Linked DNA regions of Homo sapiens: all the other regions are linked to region 2. A link is a loop called in an ENCODE intact Hi-C map of the cell type or tissue named here. Cell type or tissue: endothelial cell of umbilical vein. All regions are shown on one strand. Links, peaks and the distances in the headings refer to the core of each region. The heading gives the core; the rest is flanking DNA.

What was found. A loop is a pair of places that touch in the nucleus more often than their neighbours do. Peaks named below come from ENCODE experiments on the same cell type or tissue, not always from the same donor. Only the 100,000 strongest peaks of a DNase experiment are listed, where the experiment ranks them.
Region 1: it touches region 2 in a loop (4-fold over the local background); 7 of 110 quality-filtered maps call a loop at or near these places.
Region 3: a loop joins it to region 2, with 5 times the contacts of the local background. A loop is called at or near these places in 11 of 110 quality-filtered maps.

Annotation. Positions count from the first base shown.
Region 1 is chr14:61,726,361-61,732,163 of GRCh38, forward strand. It overlaps HIF1A (hypoxia inducible factor 1 subunit alpha), which reads left to right. Exons shown (of 15, transcript NM_001530.4): 5 at 346-458; 6 at 1,093-1,295. All of the region lies in intron 1 of HIF1A-AS3 (HIF1A antisense RNA 3), which reads right to left. Among named protein-coding and RNA genes, the nearest start is that of HIF1A-AS2, 20 kb to the right of the region's middle. In endothelial cell of umbilical vein, for the core only: a CTCF peak has its summit at 4,596 (motif pointing left); a DNase peak (open chromatin) is centred at 4,591.
Region 2 is chr14:61,555,106-61,566,187 of GRCh38, forward strand. It overlaps LINC01303 (long intergenic non-protein coding RNA 1303), which reads right to left. Exons shown (of 5, transcript NR_110416.1): 3 at 10,215-10,283; 4 at 5,638-10,136; 5 at 1,167-1,447. Among named protein-coding and RNA genes, the nearest start is that of LINC03033, 9.9 kb to the right of the region's middle. RefSeq lists an enhancer at 6,482-7,681. In endothelial cell of umbilical vein, for the core only: CTCF peaks have their summits at 6,148 and 6,348; DNase peaks (open chromatin) are centred at 6,266 and 6,946; H3K27ac peaks cover 2,172 bases.
Region 3 is chr14:61,718,553-61,724,050 of GRCh38, forward strand. HIF1A (hypoxia inducible factor 1 subunit alpha) reads left to right here. Exons shown (of 15, transcript NM_001530.4): 2 at 1,830-2,020; 3 at 2,957-3,102; 4 at 3,187-3,271. All of the region lies in intron 1 of HIF1A-AS3 (HIF1A antisense RNA 3), which reads right to left. Among named protein-coding and RNA genes, the nearest start is that of HIF1A-AS1, 25 kb to the left of the region's middle. RefSeq lists an enhancer at 1,187-1,236. In endothelial cell of umbilical vein, for the core only: no CTCF peak of the experiment used is centred there; a DNase peak (open chromatin) is centred at 1,549; H3K27ac peaks cover 782 bases.

The DNA.
Region 1 (5,803 bases), core at 3,103-5,602, 170 kb after region 2:
TCTTTCTTTAGGGATTCTTGTGTACCGATAGCACAGTTAAAGAGCAAACTCATACCATTTTTATATTTCTGTGTATTTGACTAAGCTTACTGGCTTCAATGATTAACTGTTATCCCAAATATGGATTATCTTTCAGCCAACTCAGGGAATCACAGCTACTGAGTAGTGTGTGTCAGATCTCTTGGGTGTGCTGGAGTGAGTAAAAGGGGAATGAATTACTGTGTTCATGCTGAGACTTAATTGAACGGGTATTCAGTTGATCTAGGTGATGGGCACTTTGTTACTTTTATTGTAACAAATTTGTATATTTAGTTGCTTTAAAACTTTATTTCATGCTTTCATTAGGCCTTGTGAAAAAGGGTAAAGAACAAAACACACAGCGAAGCTTTTTTCTCAGAATGAAGTGTACCCTAACTAGCCGAGGAAGAACTATGAACATAAAGTCTGCAACATGGAAGGTAAGTGAAAATTATTTGTGATTGATTATACACTTTATTTATACATAGACATTGTAGTATTAAGATAACTTTAGAATTGTGAGGGAAGGTTTACAGTTCCATGGTGTTTGGTTATGTAACATTTATATCTTCAACTCATTTGCATGTGATCTCCAAAATGCAGAACCGTGTAGTAATTTGCCAATTTGAGGCACAAACTTAAATTACGTGAATTGTGGCACTGGTGTTCCAGGCTTAATCAGTTGGCTTTGCCAGCCACACAATATTTGAATCCTGATAGGGCTTAATTTTCTATTAATCATGGTTTTATATCTTTGTTCAATGTTGAAACATAGTCATCAGTGCAAGAAATAACTATCAAACAGCCATGATGATGAGATGAATGAAAAAGCAGCCTAGACTTTATACGAGGGGAATTTTTTAAAGAGTAATGTATAGGCCCTGGGCAGGAAGTAGGTCATAGGTGGTATCATAGGAAAAATGTTCATTGATTTTCAAAAACGTGATTAATCCACTAGTGACAGTAAATTTTATCAAAGCTTACTGGCCATGTCAGACTCAACTACTTATCTCTGCTTTTTTTTTCCCTAGCATTGTAAATATTTTTTTTAACTGCTTTGTTCTTCATACACAGGTATTGCACTGCACAGGCCACATTCACGTATATGATACCAACAGTAACCAACCTCAGTGTGGGTATAAGAAACCACCTATGACCTGCTTGGTGCTGATTTGTGAACCCATTCCTCACCCATCAAATATTGAAATTCCTTTAGATAGCAAGACTTTCCTCAGTCGACACAGCCTGGATATGAAATTTTCTTATTGTGATGAAAGGTAAATTAGATCTAAAATGTGAATTTGAAATTTTTAATTAGTCTACAGCATTACTGAATATTCACCATAGCAAAGATTCAGCGCTGGCCATGCATGGTGGCTCACACCTGTAATCCCAGCACTTTGGAAGGCTGAGGCAAGCGGGGGGTGGATCATCTGAGGTCAGGAGATTGAGACCAGCCTGGCCAATGTGGTGAAACCCCATCTCTACTAAAAAATACAAAAATTAGTGGGACGTGGTGGCAGGCACTACTCAGGAGGCTGAGGCAGGAGAATCGCTTGAACCTGGGAGGTGGATGTTGTGGTGAGCTGAGCTCACACCACCACACTGCAAGCCTGGATGACAGAGCAAGACTCCCATTTCAAAAAAAAAAAAAAAAATTACTCAATGTTAAACTATACTTTCCACTAAATTGAACAGAATGATACATCCTATAATATTAGATTAACTTTGTAAATTAATTCAGCCACATTTATTGAACATTTACTCTGTACTATGAACACTTACTTTACTAGGTGCTATCCAGAAGTTAAGATGAGTCTTTTTTTCCCCAATAGGGGCTCTACTTACTTAGAGAATTTCAAAGATATGCAGTGTGTATTTTGAGCAAAGATAGATTACCTTAGGTTGGGGACTAGAAAGCCAAGTGTTTGTACATCTCTTCATCCTACATATTTTCCCTGAGAAGCTTCAACCTTGCCCATGGTTTCTATTACTATTTCCCACATTTCTTCCTGTAACTAATTCTATTTAATTGCCAACTTAATATTTCTATCTGGATATTCTTCTGTATTGTAAACTAAGTATTACTGTAACAACTGTACTACTACTGCCCCCAAACAACATCATCATCAAAAACTGCCTTTCTTCCTATAATGCTTATTGTGGTTTAATACACCACCATACACACATGACTCCAGCAAAACTTTGGAAGTCATCTGTAACTTTTCTTTTACATTCATTGGCTACATACAGTTGGTGTCTAAATCTTACAGATTTACTATCTACATATATCTCTTGATCCATTTCCTCCTTTCCATCCTTGCACTCCTGCCATTGAATTCATTAGCTCATTATTACTCTTGACTTGAGTTGTTGGCATAGCTGCCTTTTTGCCAACAGATTTGTACCCTTATAATCTTTCATCTAAGTTGCCAGAAAGTGGGTGTCCTAATGTGAAAATCAGATCATGTCATTCTGTTGTTGAAAATGCCTCAAATGCTTCCCTCCATCTTTGCACACAAAAATATTTTGTTTATAAAAATACTAGATGAGGGAAGTAAATTTTTCATTTATCAAAAGAAGATGTGTATTTTAGAAGACTGAAAAAAAATAGACCTACACAATACAATCTAAACTTAGCATGGCAAACAAAGATATTTATGCTCTGGCCCTAACTCTGTCTTTGGAATCAGATGTTAGATTCACTCATGGCTTGCAGCTCTGATACTTACAATGTGGCCTTGGCCTTGGTACTTAACTGTTGTAAAATTCACATTCCTTATCTATAAAATAAGAATCATGGCTGGGTGGGGTGGCTCATGCCTATAATCCTAGCACTGTGGGAGGCCGAGGTGGGTGGATCACCTGAGGTCAGGAGTTTGAAACCAGCCTGGCCAACATGGTAAAACCCCATCTCTACTAAAAATACAAAAATTAGCTGGGTATGGGGGCACATGTCCGTAATCCCAGCTACTTGGGAGGCTGAGGTAGGAGAATTGCTTGAATCCAGGAGGCGGAGGTTGCAGTGAACCAAGCTTGCACCACTGCACTCCGGCCTGGGAGACGGAGTGAGACTCCATCTCAAAAAACAAAAACAAAACAAAAAAAAGACCTCAGAAGGATGTTGTCAGGATTAAAGGAGTCCATTGAGTGCCTAGTACAGATAGTGAATGCTTCACTACTGGTGTCAACTTTAAGAAAATGAATATAGAAAAGCTAAGAATTATTTTAAGGTGTTTACTACTAGCATGTAAATGTATGATGGGACAGAGATTTCCATCCTATTTTGAGGAATTATTTTTTATTTTTTTGAAAACTTAAGGTAACAAAGTAGAGAGGAGGCCAGGGAGAAAGGAAGGTAGTGGAGCAAAAATGAGAAAGGGAGTGACATTCCCCTCTAGTTATAGCAGAAAATTAGCAAAATGATCATGACAGGAGGTAACAGTAAAGACAGCCAGCTCATATATCAACCAAGACAGTTTTGAGTTTGACCAGCAGACTGTTATTTTCTGGTTTAGAGCTCTTTCCAGGAACTTCTTGCATCTATAACCCCTGAGAACCAAGCTATGGAAAAAATTTTGCTCAATTTTAAGAAAATCTAACATATCAAGCTCCTCAACTCCAAAATATTCCACAAATAGCTGCTATTTACTATACTGAGTAATAATCATTTAAAATTATTCAACACTTTATTTGAGCATCTACTATGTTCATGGCACTAAAGTAGAAATGAAGATGAACAGTTCCTGCCTCAAAATAAATGAGTAGTATACTGCTTTAGATCATGGGTTTCCTAGTCCATTAAAAACACTTTTTGGTCATATTTTCTGGACACCCCGACCCTTTTGGTATAGAATATAACCTATGTAATTCTCTAAAGTTAAATTAACCTCACTTTTCTTGCTCTAATATGTGTAAAACTGACCTTCTAGGAAAGCATATACAGTTTATATTTTTGACTTCTTGGTATCTTTTAGTGATAGACATACCTCAGATTGAGAAGCACTGATTGACATTAGATTAAATCAGAGCTTCCTATGACAATATAAACAATACCTTCATTAATCTGATCCCCCTACCTACTTCTTCAGCATCATCTCATATCTGTCTCCACTAATCATATTATAGAATCTTTGTTACCTGCACCATGTTAAGCATTTTTAAAAATCTTTTGTTTATACCATACCTTTTTCCTGAAAGCGGTTTTGCCTTTCCTTTGTCTCTAGTCATAAGTCTCCTATAAGAGGCTGTTCCTCATTCTACCATTCCTTTGCATGGATAGGATTCCATGGAATAGATTCTCATCACTGCATTTATCACATTATTTCCTAAGTAGTACAGTACATCTACTGGAAGATTAGCCACGTATTGAGTTTTGTCTTTGCATTTTCATGCCTAGAATAATGCCGGGCACACATAGGCATATTAAGATTTGAATAGTGAAAAAGTTTTTAATTCCATGGGGATTTTATTTAAACAGAAAAATATAAGACCAATTAGAATTATTTTTAAAGCATAATTTCAAGAAATATGACTGATTTTGTTTAAAAACATGTTTTCCTTTATAATGCTGCCACCTGGTGTTGCTGTGTTTAGAGATGTCCCTTTGTAAAGAATTGAGGGTTTGAGTTGAGTTTGGTTTGGTTTTTGGCAAATCAGCTTTTCCTTTGTATATTTATTTTGTAATAAACTATGGAAGATCTTGCCTTTAAGTGTGAGAACACAAGCAATGTTACTTTTATACCTTTATAGAATATCTTGCCTATGTCCTTCCTGTAGTTAGGTAGGGTTTTTTTTTTGACACACAGCATGTTATATAAGGTTTGCTTGCACCTCGGTAGGAAAGTCCTCTGAAATCTAAAGGCTGAGAATCTAAAAGCTTAACTCATGTTTTGCTCCTAGAAAGACTTGAGAAGAGAGTATTTCTGTTCAGCATGGTACTAAGAAGACAGCTTTCTCTTCCTCATGTCATGGTTGCCATTTCATACTGCTTACAGAGAATAAGATCTAGTCTCTGTCTTAAATAAAGGTCTACTCTCTGCCAGCGAGCTAGATAGGGTAATTGGATTGTTTTCCAATCTATTTTCATTTGAAATATTGTTTTATCTGAAATTACTCCCATAATTTCATGTAATGCCAAAAACTAAACTAAGTACAAGAGCATCTTCAAAAACCAACATAATTCCTTTAGTTCCCATTTAGTGTAGATGCTCTTTGGTTGATGATATTAGAATTGTGTAATGGCTATTGATCTCTCAAAGTGAGGTGTTGCCTAGGGGCTTAAAAGTTACTACATAAAGAATTTGGCTTTATGAAGAAATGTTACAGATTTTATCTATATTTTAAAATAAGTGTAAGTGACTACCTTTATAACTTTTACCATGTAGTTTAGTAGTATTTCTTATCTGTTTATTAATACCCTGCCTTGTTACCAAAAGTATGTATAATGAGATGTAATAAGAATAGGTAACAAGTAGGCTGGGCACGTTGGCTCATGCCTGTAATCCCAGTACTTTGGGAGGCCAAGGCGGGTGAATTACCTGAGTTCAGGAGTTCAAGACGAGCCTGACCAACATGGAGAAACCCCATCCCTACTAAAAATACAAAATTAGCTGGGCATGGTGGCACATGCCTGTAATCCCAGCTACTTGGGAGGCTGAGGCAGGGGAATCGCTTGAACCTAGGAGGTGGAGGTTGCGGTGAGCCAAGATCACACCTCATTGTGCTCTCCAGCCTGAGCAACACGAGGGAAACTCTTGTCTCAAAAAAAAAGACCAGGTAACAA
Region 2 (11,082 bases), core at 4,913-7,412:
GCCAAGAAATATCCACAATTTTCCCAAATGGCTTTTCTTACCAGTCTCAGGAATTATTTTGTCCTTCCAGATCTAACACAAAGGTACATTTTATTCACTTCTGACTGAATAACACAGGGACCACACCCAGCATCAGTACCTGCCGGGCACCCCCAGTTACTCACCATGCCTGTGCGCCAGTTCAGAGAAGAAAGGACATGTGTCAAGATGTTCAGTAGGGTCTGGCATGCCTAAGAATTTGAAGCCAATAGTAGAACCAAGAACCAAAGGCATTTTCTTCCTAATTTAAGGTATCTGTGAAGAAGTTTCTAGTAAAACAAGAGTCTCCATAGTCCTGTGTATTCTTAATGGAAAAGGCCTCAGCACTCCTATCCCCTTGCAACAGCCCTTCCAGATCACCCAGGTCTGCCTTTCTTATGCCACGAAGGCAGTTCTTACCCCACAGAGGCATCATTCTTCCAAGGCCTTAGGCCACAGTTAGAAGAATTTAGGCTAGACAAAGTGAAGATTGTGTAGGCACCGAGTGTGGTCAGACATGCAAGTGGATTGCAGAGGGTGAGACAGGAATCTTCTTTGGATACATTTCAAATTAGAAACCAGGATAGTCTAGTAGTCATTTGACCTGAAAGAGCCAGAAATAACTTAGATGACCTCTCGAGTTCTTGTAGCCTTGTACTCATGGCTAAAAGTGAACAGAGGGATATGGTCAGTTGGTCTCCCCTGATAGACGCCAACCCACACTACTCCCACCATATAGAAAACCTCTGTCACTCGAATTTTCTCCCTGTCCATCTCTGTACAACCTGCATGCCCTAGCACACCTATGTGCCTTCTCTGCATGCTCTCTCAATCCCAGGATTCCCTTCAGGCTCACATAGATCACTTGTCCCTCAAGTCACATACTTGACAATATCTTATACCTGATTGCCTTTCATAGTTCTCATGCTCATTCATACGTGGAAAACAGGAAAACTTTACAAAGTTAAAATCAGCACAAGAAGTTCACAAGAAATATAAGCCCCCTTCTGACAATAGAGCATTTGTGGATGAAAGAGAAAGCAGGATTCCTCAACTCTGTTCTTTTTTTTTTTCTCAAGGAGAATGATTTTTGAGATGAAACAAGTACAATACTCACTGATAAAAATGAATCGTAGCCCAAAGTAAATAAAGGGATTATACGAAGCATTCAATGAGAATAGGCAGAATTGCAGAACAATTATTGAAGCAGTAATTTATGAGCACTGGAAGTGGTGTTGATCATTAGGGCTGTGCAGGGGTTTATAAAGAACAGGTCTTCTAAGTCGAATCTCATTTTCTTCTTTGATGGTTCCTGGACTGGTTGATCAAGGATAGGTGAACATTTTTGCATAGCTGAACTTCAGCGACATACATGACAAAGTCTCGCCCCATTTCCTTATGGCCAAGCTGGATTCAAGACACAATGGTACTGAAAATGTGGGGATTAATAGGTTAGTGTCAGTCTGGAATAGTGGTTCTGCCACCTTGCGTAACCCCTGCTCCCCTTGGATTAACAGACAAATTTCAAGTCTTAATCCTATTTGAGATTTCATACCGTCAACATTATGACTAAACACAAAAATTAAACAGTGGGACAAAGGGCTACTTTGTTTTCAAGCTATTCATGCCCTCCCAGAAGACTGTGATATAGAAAAGCACATGAGTTTAGAGAGTCAGACATTCACTAAACTAATATTTATTGAGCATCTATTATATTTCAGGCATATTGTGGTTGCTGGAAAAACTAGAGTGAAAAAGACACCAAAGATCCCTGCCTTCGTGGAATTTACATTCTAATCAAGACATGTTATATTGTTTACCCAAATTAACCCAATGGTAAGGCAGCCCTGTGGTCGGTCTGTCTTCATAACTGTATCCATGGCACCTGGCATATTGTAGGTGCTTAAGACATATATGGTGTTGAATGATAAAATCAGAGCTGGGTGTCAGACACACACTTTTTGACTCCAAAGATAACACTCTTTCATAGCTGTATGCCAGAACAAATGGAAGAAATAAACTGTACTTGGGTCTGAAAAAGCTCATTATATCAGGATGAGATGGAGGCAATAGGTCTTGACAGCATGAGTAAAAATTAGGCAGAGGCAAAGAGAATACATTCAATATATTTATTCATCTGACAAATATTTGGATTTATCAGAACCTTTTCCAAGTGATAGGGCCAGAACAATGAGCAAGGAAGTCATAGTCTCTACCATTCTGGAGCTTAGAATCTAGTGAATATACAACAGGGTGCTGTGGCTGCCAAAAAAATATAAAATGCAATCTTAGCCTCCAGGGTTATGAGTGTGATGCCTCAGATGTGGGGAAGGATGAGCTCCACTGAGCTTTGCCGTGGTTAGGCTGTGCCTAGAAAACTGAACTCAGCTCTAGATACCACCACAGAGAGATACAAACCTGGATCATGTTCAGAGGAGAGTGAACTGAGTGATGAAGGGAGCAGAAACATGGAGCTCAGCAAGTGAGGAGGTAACGGGTGAGCCTCTGGAGCAAAGGCAAGTGGACAGCATAACCACCTTCAAATATGTGAAAAGCTAATGTGATGGTTATTATTTTTGCTTCCCAACTATTTCTAGCTCCCTGCCTCCTGAGCACAGACAGGTGAGGTCGTATGAATAATTCTAGCCAACAAGTCCAGAGCAGAATGGTATATACTACTTGCAAGCCAGAACATTTCAGTGCTGGTGAGACACTCTTTTTCTTCCAGTGAACGGCAATGATGAGAGGTGGTGGCTGGGCTCTGACAGCCTGGGTCCCTGAGTGATTAACATGAATAGGACCCCTAGCTTACCCTCAATGGACATTTTGAATGAGCAAGAAATACTAGTTGCTGTTATGGTTTTTATTACTGCTGTTTCATGGCGCTGAGATTACGATCGGTGTTTGTCCCTGCAGCATAACCTAGCCTATCCTGACTGATAGGCGTGCCATGTGTGGAGGGACCAGTCTGACAACATATGGCTCCCAGGGTTAGAACTAGGAGCACCTCAGGCTGTAGCAGGAGTCATAGAATGTGTTATGGCATAGCATAAAAATGAACTTTTCCACCAAGGTCCCTAAATATGTAATAGACTTCCTTTGGAGGGAAGATCACTGGACATCTTCAGTCTACAACCCTCGTTGGGGATGATGGACCTGGACCGGAGGGCTCTCCCAACCCTGAGAGGCTGGCGTACCACAGTGTGGAATGGGCTTAGCAAGCACACTATTATTGTGGCGTTTGCCCTAGGGGGCCCACTGGGGCAGGCCTGAGTTGGCTTACCATCATGTTTCCACTGGCCACATGCCAGGCCCCTGCTGCTTTCACTGTACCACACAGTCATGAATCTGTGCATAGCATTTCTGGGGGCTCAGCAGGGTGTACAAAAGGCATAGCAGCTCAGATGGCAATGAGATCAAACGAACGGCAAGGGCTCTCTCGGCCCACTCTTATGCAGAATGATAAGTAGTCCTTTGGGGCTCATGCTTGCATCATTAGCAACCTGGAGGCATTAGGAAACCTCTGAAGTTCACCCCTACTGATTTGTCCCTCATTATCCTTATTCTGCCCTCTAGGAACTAGAGCTGAGCACCTTTCCTAACAGTGCTGAATGCCAGTGTAAAGATCTGCTCTGGGGAGGTGTGTGTTCAGAGAAAGCCCCGGTAGGGGGATGAAGGAAAACATGTTTTTAGCATCAAAGACCGGGTTTGAGCACGTGCCCCCTTTTCCAATGGTTGGCTGGAGTTGGATCACACTGGCTCATGAGAGCTGATTGTGCACATCTCTTTCAAGTTAGTGCTCGGAGAGCTCACAGTGGTAGCTTAAAATTGGTTATTGTGGGAATATTTACACCATGGACATTGGTAAGTGTTAAAAGTCAGGCCTTTTTTTTTTTTTTTTTTTTTTGAGACTGGATCTCACTCTGTTGCCCAGGCTGGAGTGCAGTGGTGTGAGCCTAGCTCAATGTAGCCTCAAAGGCCTGGATTTCCTGGACTCAAGTGATCCTCCCACCTCAGCCTCCTGAGTAGCTGGAACTACAGGCTCCTGCACCATGCCCAGCTAATTTTTTTTTTTTTTTTTTTTTTTTTTTTTTGCTTTTGTAGAGATAAGCTATTGCTGTCAACTCAGGCTGGTCTTGAACTCTCTTAGCCTCAAGCGATCCTTCTTACCTGGGCCTCCCAAAGTGCTGGGATTACAGGCATGAGCCACTGCATCCGGCCAGGACTTTTATTAGTTTTATTATTTAGACAGCTTTCCAGCACAACCTTGCAAATAGGGAAATAGTGAGAAAATCATGGTCTTTGGAACCAGGCAGGACCAGGGTCACCCTGACTCTGCTCAGCTGTTGTCATTGAAGGGGGTGTGGAGATACTGAAACTTCCGTGAACCTTAGTTTCCTTGTCTGTAAAATTAAGAAACCTTAGTTTCCTTGTCTGTAAATTAATAACTAAAACCAAAATATTAACTACCTCAAAGGGTAGTGTGAGGATCAAATGCGATAATGTCCACAGATTGCTAACTAAATTAAGCTCCTTCCTTTGGGGCACATAGAGAACAACTTCCAGGGAGAAAAACAAAACACCCCTGAATTGCAGCTTTTTTGCTTTTAGCTGTGGAAAACATTCCCAGAAGCTTCGCAGCCTCGCATCCTCGTACCCCATTGGCCAGTTTAGCGTCACATGACCATCCCTAACACCAATCACTTGGCAAGGGAAAAATGACAGCCAAGCCACAGCTCCTGAGGGAGCCCTGGAGCCCCTGTTGGCGTTAGTGGGATTTTTAACGCCCCCTAGATGGTTCCAATGCGCAGTCAGAATACCGAACCAATGGCTGAGAGTCTAAGTCTCGGACAAAACCTTAGCCCCCGGGGGCTGGAGAGAGGTTCATTCTCTCCTGAAGGACAAGGATAGAGAACCAAGTCAGGGTTCCGGGAGTGTGGGATCGGGGAGGAGGAAGGATCGCTGTTTATCAGGTAATCAAAAGTGCAGACTCACTCTCCATTCCCAGCTACTGGACAATCGTGGGGCAAAGAGCTCAGTGGGAAAAATCAAAGGCATTAAAAATGGTTATTCTTAGAGATAAGGTGTATAACTATTGGAAAACAGAAATAAAGTCTTGAATTAAGCTTTGAGAAATGGTTCTATAATAGTAGGTGGGAGGGAGAGAGTTAAAAAAGCATTTGCAACTTATCTGAGAGGGTAAGACATGGCCAGTGATACTTAACTGAAGAGGACTGTTTGCCCTGTCAGTTCTGAAGCTCCTGTTACAGCACTGAGTTAAGCCCTGTGAACACAACATGTGTTTATTTATTGTAGACAAACCCTGCCACAAAGCCACAGGCACAGCACACTTCTCTGTTAGGTCTGTATCTCTTAGAATATTAGGACCCTAACTGGGATTCTAGCAACTTACTTCCTGAGGCTCAGAGCTGCCTCCTGGATTCAGAGAGCCTGTCAACAGCGTCTGCTGAGTATATAACGTGGACTGTGAGAAATATGGACTTGGAATCAGGAGACATGGATTTGAAACTTGACGCATTCATCCTGGGCCGGCTGTTAAACGCTCCCAATCCTTGTTCTCTTCCTCTATTAAATGACAATACTAATAACGATACCCACCTCATAAGATTGTGATGAAGATAAAAAAGGATAAGTTGGCTGGGTGCATTGGCTCACACTCCTAATCTCAGCACTTTGGGAGGCCCAGGGAGAAAATCACGTTAGGCCAAGAATTTGACATCAGTCTAGTCAACAGAGCGAAACCTCATCTCTTCAGAAAACAGAAAAATTGGTCAGTTATGGTAGTGTGTGCCTGTAGTACTAGCTGCTCAGGAGGCTGAGGTGGGAGAATCACTTAAGCCCAGGATTTTGAGGCTGCAGTGAGCTATGATAGCACCACAGCACTCCAGCCTGGGTGACAGGGCAAGGCTGTTTCTTTAAAAAAAAAAAAAGAGAGAGAGACAGAGAATAACTTGTGAACTCTTAATTCTTAATACAAATTACATTTGGTTGAGAGATCAGTATATCCGTATTTCCCCATCTAAAGTTCCCATAGCCATCAGTCAAGGGAGGGAGGAGAAGAAGCACTTTCCAGTTCATCCTGGAGGGGGTGGAGTTCAGACACTGCTTCTAAGAGCAGTCCCCCATCTCTTCACTCACCCTGCTTTATTCCCCAGCCACCCTCACCCTCATTTGATTCCATTTGCCCGGAAGGGATGAGGAAAGTGGAACCAAGGATTTTTATTGTTTGTGTTTCCCACCACTGTCTGTCTCAGAGGCAGAACCTGAGAAGTCTGGAATTTCTCCCTGGTCCTCTCTGCACAGCCCCCAGTGCCACCCGTAAAGATGTCCATTCCAAGTGAAAGCCACTGCACTTCAAAAGCAGCAGAGGTGGGTTCTCCTTCATGTTCCCTGTATGTGAGGGAGAGAACCAAACACCAGGGTCAAACAGAGGCACTTCCAAACCTGTGCCTTATTTCTGGGGAAAAAAAAAAAAAAAGTGAGACTGATTCAGTCTGGGACATGGTAGCTTTCTGTCTCAGAAAGCTGGGCAGGACCAGAGAAAGTGGCTTTGTGAAACGCAGGGACAAAGCTAGCTCAGGGCTCTGCTCTTTCTCAGCAGACCATTAGGGGAATCAGGGCAGGCCTTCCCCTCCCAGCTGACTTGGAGCCACACAGTGGCTTCCATGTGACTCCATGGCCAGTGCGACAAATGCATGGCCTTGGCTGAGGAAGCACAGGGGCTGTGGGGATGACTGGATCCCAGGTCCCAGGAGAGATAGCGAGACATGTTGGAAACACTGTGTCTGGAATCTTGTGCTTGACTGCTCAGGAATGCGTGGTCTGGGTAACTTTCTGGTTTGACTTACAGGAAGGTCTGATGGGGGCAGAGCGGGAATGTTGTAACAGCCCTAGATCACCTTGGAAAAATACTGTTTGCCTGCCAGCCCGGAACTGCCATTCCAGGAAGCAGCTGCTGGTGAATCAGCAGCCTCCTCTTTCCTTGTGGCTCCAGGAAGCACATGAAGGGCCTCCCCCACCTCCTCTCCAGGGAGGGAAATGCCCACTAGCCATATACAGGCTCTTCTGGAAGGGACAGAGGTGGGGACTCCATGGCAGACTCTCCATTCCGCCCCACCCCCCACCCCGCAACACACAAAGGGAGTTGGAAAAGGGATGAGAGACCCCTAAGCCTCAGACTCAGGCTTTTGATGTAGAAAATCATACATGGTTTCTAAGTCTCTTGTCTGGAGTTCACAACAATAAAGCTAGGTAGAAATCTCTACACACTGCTTGGCATGGGTTACATTTGCCTCAACATAATGTCTGTCTCTTACCTGCAGATCCAGCCTGGGGCTGAGAAACTCACAGGAGGTTGTCGGTTGGCTCTGGTCAAGCGGCTGTTTGGGCATGAGTGCCATTTGTACTCAAGGTCAAGGGGCAGCCTTAGTAGGTCAGCTGGAAGAGTCTTGGGAAAAGGTAGGGGGACCGTAATGCCAGCTGTCCATTCCCTCCACGGGCCCTGTGGTGCCTCCACCTGGGTGGAGAGTCCCTGCTTTCTGCCTTTCCATTGGCCAATCTCTGGCCTCCTCCTGAGGTTGCTGCTGTCCCTGGAACAGCTTTGGGCTAGTGGACACAGCAGTTATGCCTCAATTTCCCTATAGCTACATGGAGCCAATTAAACAGTGGACGGATTTGGAGAGGTGGATCATTTCAGATTCGCTCCTGGATTTTCACCCCCACTTAAGAGAGAGCTAAGTCTCCTTCTTTCTTCTCTCTCTCTTTTGCTCTTTTTCTCCTTGTGTGTGTCTGACTCACCTCTGTGCGGTTACATTTAAACACCAGTTTAGATCTCAATGACCCACATTCAGCCTTAGTGACTATGAAAGCAAGGCCATGCTCACTGATGACTCAGGAGAACTGGGGCCTTGAAAGATGAGCTGAGTCAATGAATGTGAGCTGTGGAGTTTTTACCACTCCCCCTCTCCCAATCCTTTTGTAATGTACCCACTCCCTTAGCTTTCTGAGTGTCAGTGTCCTTGGCCTTCCAGGGCTTGTGTGAGTACATGGAGGAATCAAGGGAGAGGTGGGTGAGATGGCCACAACCACCCTCCGCGACTCTTCATCCTTGAGCCTTTAGGACAGGTGCCCCCAGGCTCCATGGGAGGCAGGCAGCTGTGCCGGCTGCAGCGATGTGAACGGGGAAGCCGAGAGGAGGGTGTTGGGACAGGAGCCAGCTCTAAGTAACCTCCTACAGGTGATGGTTTTGGCTTCACCTGTTGGCCAGAGCCCTCCAGCAGAGAGGGGGAATTTATATGCTACTGTGAAACTTCTAGATACACCCGAAGTCAGGGTAGATGAAGGTAGAGGGAAGAGAAGGACCTCCCAAGGACCAGCCCCTGGAGTTCATTTCCTGCCCTTAGAAACAATGTCACCCTCATTTCTCTCCTTTCTCTACCTGCCTTTGCTCGGTTTCCATTCACTGCCTCTGTTACTTTTGGTTGTTTATGGTTAAGTCCAGTGGTTCTTATCAGCCATACTTGGAAACTTGTTAGAAGTACAAATTCTCAGACCCCATCCCAGGCCTACTGAATCAGCAACCTGGGGTGGGGCCAGCAGATCTGTGTTTTAACTAGCCCACCAGCTGATTCTAACATCTGCTCAAGTCTGAGAACCCCTGGTCTCACCTCTCTCTCCAGTTAGGCTACAGCCTCCTAGAAAGTACTGACTTGAGAGGGCTTAGTGTAGTCCTGGGCACCCAAGGACTCAGCTCTGCACAGAAACTGTACCGGGAAAGTAGAAAGAAGATTCAAGGAGGCAGTCTGGTCATGATCAGAGTTTGAACCCAAAGGTTAGGCCCTGGGTTCCAGTTGGGTGACCTTGGCCAAGTCACTTACTTTTCAGACTCTCTGGTTCCTCCTCAGTAAAGTAGATGGAAGAACTGGGTCTCTGGGGTTTGGGTAGTTCTCATGTCTAGAAATCTGGATCTGGCCAGGGCCTGGCTCATGATTCCCCTCCTGCATGTGCTGACTCTGCCCAGCCCCAGTGGAAGAGTCAGCATGCAGGGGAGGAATAACGAGGCAGGCCCTGTGCTTCTCCTGGTCCTCAGGCAGTTATTGTTTGTGAATGTGTGATATGGAGAGGTAGAGAGAGATCTGAATCTAGAAATGAATTAGAAACATATTAGGAGAAGCCAGAGCCTTCAACAGAAATGAAGCCCGTCCTTTGAGTGCCTGTCCCTGGCAAGTTGAAGGTGGAGTCCCTCTGTCAGGAGCTCAGTTGAACTGGGAGAGGGAGCGCTGAGCTGCCAGGTGTCACAATAGTCAATTAAGGCAACAAGCCCAAAACAAAAGAGTCAAGCTTTCAGTCATGTCCTGCAATGGTATAAGCAAGTATCTGAAACCAGAGAAAGCGTGGACTCTCCCTGTTCCATTTCCCCCATGGAACACACAGGGGCCCAGGGTCAAGTAGATCAGCAGGAATGTCGGGTTGGGGTGGTCTCACTGCTGACAGAGCCCTGAACAAAAGGCTCTGGAAGTTTTATGGACTCTGGGGCCGAGAGCAAGGGAGGGGGAAGGCTAGGAGTGGAAGTACTAGATTCTGAGTCATTGTGGGGAAAAGCGGCTTCAAGATTTCTCTCCCTTCCCTGCCCCACCCAAAGAAGGCCTCAGCAGAGGCGCCTAAAGAACACCTCTCCCCAAGGCTTCTGATAAACCCAGGAATGAAGGCTCAGGGGCTAGGAATGCAAATATGTGATGACTACGACCAGCCAGAGAGACCTGAGACCTTGAGAGCTCCCTCCAGAGACTGCCACGCATGGGCTGTGCCCCAAGTCTGGGGTAGGGGTCAGCTTTCCCCAAGTTTGTGGTCAGGCCTGAAAAATCACACACAAGTTTTTCACCAGGAGGCCCAGGGAGATACTATGTGGCCTCTTCTCCCACCTACCTCTTCTGAGCCACGCTTTCCAGCTGTCAGGCAAGTATCAGGGCACCTACCTCTGCACAGAAGGGCAGTGACTTTCTCCAGGTGGAAATCGCTTTTCATCCAAATGTCTAGGCTCAAATCTCTTGGTTCCTGCATTTTAAGTTATGGGTATCTCTGGGAAATAATTGAGAGGACTAAGTACAAACACCCATCAAGCCTTCACATTATTGGCATGTATAAGATTCTGTTAGGTCAAGTGGCATCCTCCTTACCCTTTTTCTGAGGATGACCATGTGTTAATTGCTACAGACCAGAACTGTCTTCCTGAAAGTTGTCCAGGGCTGTGGGAAAAAAGTTGAATATTTCAGTGCAAGTTCTATTGACACTAAAGCTAACACTGAATCACTCACTTATCCCAGCCTATGCTATTTTTTTTTTTTTTTTTTTGACAGGGTCTTACCCTGTCACCCAGGGTGGTTGGAGTGGCATGATCTTGGCTCACTGCAACCTCTGCCTCCTGGGTTCAAGAGATTCTCCCACCTTAGCCTCCTGAGTAGCTGGGACTACAGGCACATGCCACCACATCTGGCTAATTTTTGTATTTTGGTAGAGACAGGGTTTTGCCATGTTGGCCAGGCTGGTCTTGAACTCCTAACCTCAAGTGATCCACCACCTCAACCTCCCAAAGTGCTGGATTACAGGCAGGAGCCACTGCGCCTGGCCTAGCCTATACTGTTTTCTTTATATTATATACTTATATGTCCTGTCTTTTCTATCAGATTGTAAGCTTCCTGAGGACAAAGATGATGCCTTACATGTCTATATGGCACCCAGAGTATTTTGCTCTCAAATACATACTGCTCAGATAAGCTTTCAGGATATAGAACTTCAGATACCCACAAAACCATCTCTTCTAGTGTTGTCTGGAAATAAGTCTTGTGTTTATTCACTTTTACGTATAACTGTATCTCATCTTTCCAGGAAGATTGGAAACATATTCATGTTTAAGGCATCACAGTAGCTGACTCATCATTAGCTGTCAACAAATAAATACTTCACAATTAGATTTCTGGGAACAGTCTTCACCAAGAGACAGAAAGTTAACTGGAACTAAAATTTTAATCCCCTCAAACTCCAAGG
Region 3 (5,498 bases), core at 2-2,501, 160 kb after region 2:
TCTTCTGCTTATACAGATCAAGTCTTACGTTTTATTTTTAAGTTTAAATTGAAAACATTTACAGAGAACAATGCAGTGAAATGAAAAAATTACAGACTGCTGGCATTTGCATTTTCATGTAGCCTCAGTGACTAATTTTTTTTTATTGTACAGCATTGAGAAAATCCTAGTTCATATAACTAGTTATAGTTCATATAGATTCATATAACTAGTTTTAAGTGATAATAGTTTCTTCCTTTTTTTCCTCCACCATCTAACCAGATGAAGATAATAGTTTTTAATAGCTCACCGTAAATTTCAAGGTACTCAAGTTAAATTGATCTAGATGCTTGAGTTGAAATTTTTCTATCAAAGTTCAATAACATGCTTACATTCCTTATTAAAGTATAAAAGTCCTATAAACACACAAACTTGAGTAAGTACTAAAACTAGTATCAGTATTGTCACAATACAACATGTTATATTGTAACAAGAGCATTTGCTGAGAACTGTGCTTGTTACTCCAGAATGTTGCTTCTATGGTTGTACCTTTCAACTTTGCAGATCATTTGGAAGGAGGAGAGATTTGGGGTGGAGACAATTCGGTACTTCATTCACAGGATGTAAGGAGGATTAAGTAAAATAATGCTGGCTAAAAGTCCTTATTTAGCATACTGCCCAATGCTCACTAAATCATAATAGCTGTTTTTAACATTTGGTGAAGAATCTATTTAACAGGAGTGAGTTGAGGGGCATAGGAGATCATGTGAGTGTTTAAAGTAGAAGCAGCATTCCCCATTAAGAAGAGAAATACTGTGGAAGAGCAAAGACTTTAAAACACCTGGGTTCAAATCCTATTTGCTACATAATGGCTACTTTTAACCTATTGAACGCCAGTTCCCTCATTTGTAAAATAGGGACAATATTTAACCTATTTACAGGTTGTGAGAGAACTAGGCACCTAGTACAGGGTAATGTTGGCACATGGTAACCTTTAATAAACTGTTGCTATTCAACAAGCTATTAGATGTCACTAGGCAGTTAAGCAAAGGAAGACAGCTTTTGCTTGGTGTGACAATGAAAATCTTTCTGATTTCCTTCTTGGAAGAGTTCCCTGAAGATATGTCATTGTATTGACACCTTTATTTTTGCTAACCTATCCCTCTAAATTCTGGATATTGTGTGTGCCACAGCTTTTTTTCTTCCATATTCCTGCATTTATTTGGCACCTGTTGTGCCAGTAATAGATAAGGGGCTGCTAAGGGAGGAGGCAACCTGCACTGGCTTATAGCTGCTAATGTCAGTTCCTATAGCTTATCGTCAGTGTTATTCATGTGGTAAAAGGGTGAGAAAGTACTGGAGTCTAAAGAAACAAGTAGAAATCAGTTTGTAGCTATTACCGTTCTACCTGCTAACAACTCCTGTTTTCAAGTTATTATGTACAACTTTAGGTAGTTTCTCTAGCCTTAATCGTGGTTTCTCTGTATTGAGACTACTTTTGAATTCTATGAAGTACAGCCTTAGATGTACAGGCTACTTTAAATTTTTGCCTAAAATAAAAACATTCTCTCCAATTACATATGCTGGGGAGGAAACACCTGCTTCCGACAGGTTTAAAGCTTGGTTTTGGACTTTTTGTGAGAGTTCCTTATGTGTGCAGTAATCCAAAATTTGTATAGTTGCCCTTTATAAAAGTACATTAATCTAGTAGACAAATCTCCATGTAACTTAATTACATGGCATCTTCTAATCCTTCTGTGATAAGCAGAAATGTAAAGTTTTATTCAAGTTAAGGCAAACTAACTTGTATACACTTTCCATCTCGTGTTTTTCTTGTTGTTGTTAAGTAGGATAAGTTCTGAACGTCGAAAAGAAAAGTCTCGAGATGCAGCCAGATCTCGGCGAAGTAAAGAATCTGAAGTTTTTTATGAGCTTGCTCATCAGTTGCCACTTCCACATAATGTGAGTTCGCATCTTGATAAGGCCTCTGTGATGAGGCTTACCATCAGCTATTTGCGTGTGAGGAAACTTCTGGATGCTGGTGAGTTATTTTACAAGGGTATAAATAGGCCTGAAAATTAGAAGTTAGAAGTAAATAGAAATTATTTTTAGAAGGTGGTCGCAATGTTTTGATTTTGTATACCTCTTTATATTGTGATATGTACACGTTTAAAAATTTTTCTGTAATTCTCACTATTTTTATCAAGCTTCATTTTTTTCTCATCAGTTATTCTTTGAAATAATCATTCTTTATGCACATAATTTGTTTTGCTTTATTCTCTTAAACATACTCTCAATTCTTTTCTAATATAACATCCTTTTTATTACCTGCTTTTAAAGCTTTAGTCAGGAATAAGATACTGGCTTTTCCCCTCCCCCCTTTTTCTCCTGTTCCATCTACCTTTCTTCCTTTAAAAAACATGACTCAGGCCGGGCGCGGTGGCTCACGCCTGTAATCCCAGAACTTTGGGATGCTGAGGCGGGTGGATCATGAGGTCAGGAGTTCAAGACCAGCCTGGCCAAGATGGTGAAACCCCATATATACCAAAAATATAAAAAATTAGATGGGCACGCTGGTAGGTGCCTGTAATCTCAGCTACTAGGGAGGCTGAGGCAGGAGAATTGCTTAAACTCAGAGGGCGGAGCTTGCAGTAAGCCGAGATCAAGCCACTGCACTCCAGCCTGGGCGGCAGAGTGAGACTCCATCTCAAAAATAATAAAATAAATAAATAAATAAAAAACATTACTCTTCTTTCTTCTTCTATGGTTTGCTTTGCTGCATTACTTTAATCATGAAAAGCAGCTGGCACATCTAATTATAGTTTTTCTAGCTTCTGGCCTGCACTTTTCTGTGTTGAAATGGCTGTATATATTAAATAAAGTGTCTGCGAGAAAACTTTGTAAAAACATCTAAATATTATATCATTTAAGTACAACTTTTTAACTAATTATTTTCCTCTTCTTGTGCCCTTTTTAGGTGATTTGGATATTGAAGATGACATGAAAGCACAGATGAATTGCTTTTATTTGAAAGCCTTGGATGGTTTTGTTATGGTTCTCACAGATGATGGTGACATGATTTACATTTCTGATAATGTGAACAAATACATGGGATTAACTCAGGTAAAATGCACACATATTAAGAGCTCTTCTATATGTTTTTATGATTTTATGATCTAGCCCTAATTTTTAAAAATGTGTTTACAGTTTGAACTAACTGGACACAGTGTGTTTGATTTTACTCATCCATGTGACCATGAGGAAATGAGAGAAATGCTTACACACAGAAATGGTAAGAAAAGTCTGTTGTTTGATTTAATGTGACAGGTGGTTTTACATAATAAGATACTATTGCTAATTATTAAACTTTGCTATTGTACTTACCCAAGGCAAAATGTTATTTCATGTTTAATAAAATGTCTATTCTTTGTTAAAACTATTATTTTAGTTTTTAGGAATTTCATTTTGAAAGCCCACCTAATTGCATAAATAATTGTGTGGGTGTGAGAAATAAAATGGAAAAGTAAAATCATGACCAAGAGAGTTACAAATAACTTTTTTTTTTTTTTTTTAAGATGGGGTCTCGCTCTTTTGCCCATGCTGGAGTGCAGTGGCACAATCAGCTGACTGCAGCCTTGACCGCTGGGACTCAAGCGATCCTCCCACCTCAGTCTCCCAAGTTAGCTGGGACCACAGACGCGTGCTACCATGCCCAGCTAAATTTTTAAAAATTATTTGTAGAGACAAAGTCTCACTATGCTGCTCAGGCTGGTCTTGAACTACTGGGCTTAAGCCATCCTCTCACCTCGGCCTCTCAAAGTGTTGGGATTACAGGCATGAGCCACCACGCCCAGGCTACCTTTTTTTTCCTTTTCTTTTTAAATTGTGATAGGGGTTCTTGCTGTATTGCCCAGGCTGGTCTTAAACTCCTGGACTCAAGTGATCCTCCTGGCTCAGCCTCCCAAAGTGCTAGGATTATAGGCATGCGCCACCACACCTGGTGGAGTTAAAAATTAAAATACACCATTAAGGCAAGGAGAAATTATAATACAAATGGCAGATAATAGGACTTTAGACAGTCATTAAAGTTGAGGTGCCAGTTTGAGTCTAAGGCCCAATAAAAAAAGTTCACCAGAATTTTAAGACAAACAACTGCTTATTTGACTTCTTTGGATGTTCTCAATAATTCGAGACCGTGTAGTTAGATTATAAAGTATTACATTGTGGATGCCCACATATTAACAAAAATAGAGAGTAAGACCTCTAATTCTTAGGAATTAATTGTTAAAAATAATCAAGTGTTCCAAGATTTTTTGGAAACTACCTCTTGAATTAAAAAATTAAAGTCTTTCTACATTTTTATCTTGTTAAACAGTGTATACTGATCATAATTATTTAAAAAATCATGTGTTCTAAGATTTTTGGAAAGTACCTCTTGAATTACAAAAACAAGAAAGTCTTTCCACATTTGTGCCTTCTTAAGCAGTGTATACTGATCATAATTGAACTTTTCTTCATGATGGAAAGTTACCACAAGGAAAATTTCTTATGTTCTGCTGTTCTTTGTTGCTCTCCAATTTAAGTGCATACGTTTGTTTGCTTCTATATTATAAAACCTCAAATTTACTTTTTGTATAATTTTTGAGGTTTTCTTTTTCATCTCATTTATTATAATAATAGCTAACCTCCATTGAGAGAATGCTGTGTGCCAGGACACTGTTCTTCCTATTTTATATGCTTTTAACTCCTTTATTCCTCACAACAACCCTGTGAAGTTAACTGTTAGACAATTTCTATTTTACTAGGAAACTGAGGTACAGAGTTACTAAGTAACTTTCCCAACATTATTTGGTTAGTAAATGGCAGAGCTTGGGCTGAACTTCAGTAGACTGGCTTCAGAGTCCACGCTCATTAGTCCTTTGGAGCGCTTTTCATATTCTTGAATTCTCACATTCTGTCTTTTTTCACTCTGTCAGCAGGACCTGACTCCTGTTTTTAAATTTCATATTGTGTTTTTACTGTTAATTTGGAAAACAAATGCATACTTTTTAGAATTCTGTATAAAGGAGGAGTAAATATGCTGTGAACAAGGACCTAAGTGGGTTGTCAATGAGTTTAATATATGAGTTCTAATGTGCAGAGTTGAGGTTTATATTGACTGCTCAGTGCTTCCCTGGGGCTAGACTATAAATGGATGGATATTAGGAAGTCTTGTTCTGATTTGGTAATGATGTTAATGCATTATTCTAAATCAGATAGTCTTAATATAGTTTAAATGTATGTTTCGAACCAAATGTTCTTTTTTAAAGCACACAAACATTTTGAAATCATTACTAATGTGGTTAATGAATTATTGATGTTCCATTGGGAAACTAAAATGCAGATTTTTCTCTTTTAGAAATCAGGGACTATTGCAAAGCATCACATTTTAGTGATACACTGAGAGCCAGTGGTGTGTTTATACAAATAGTCCTATTTTCCAAATAAATTCTAGAAAAATGCTTTAGAATTTATAAATT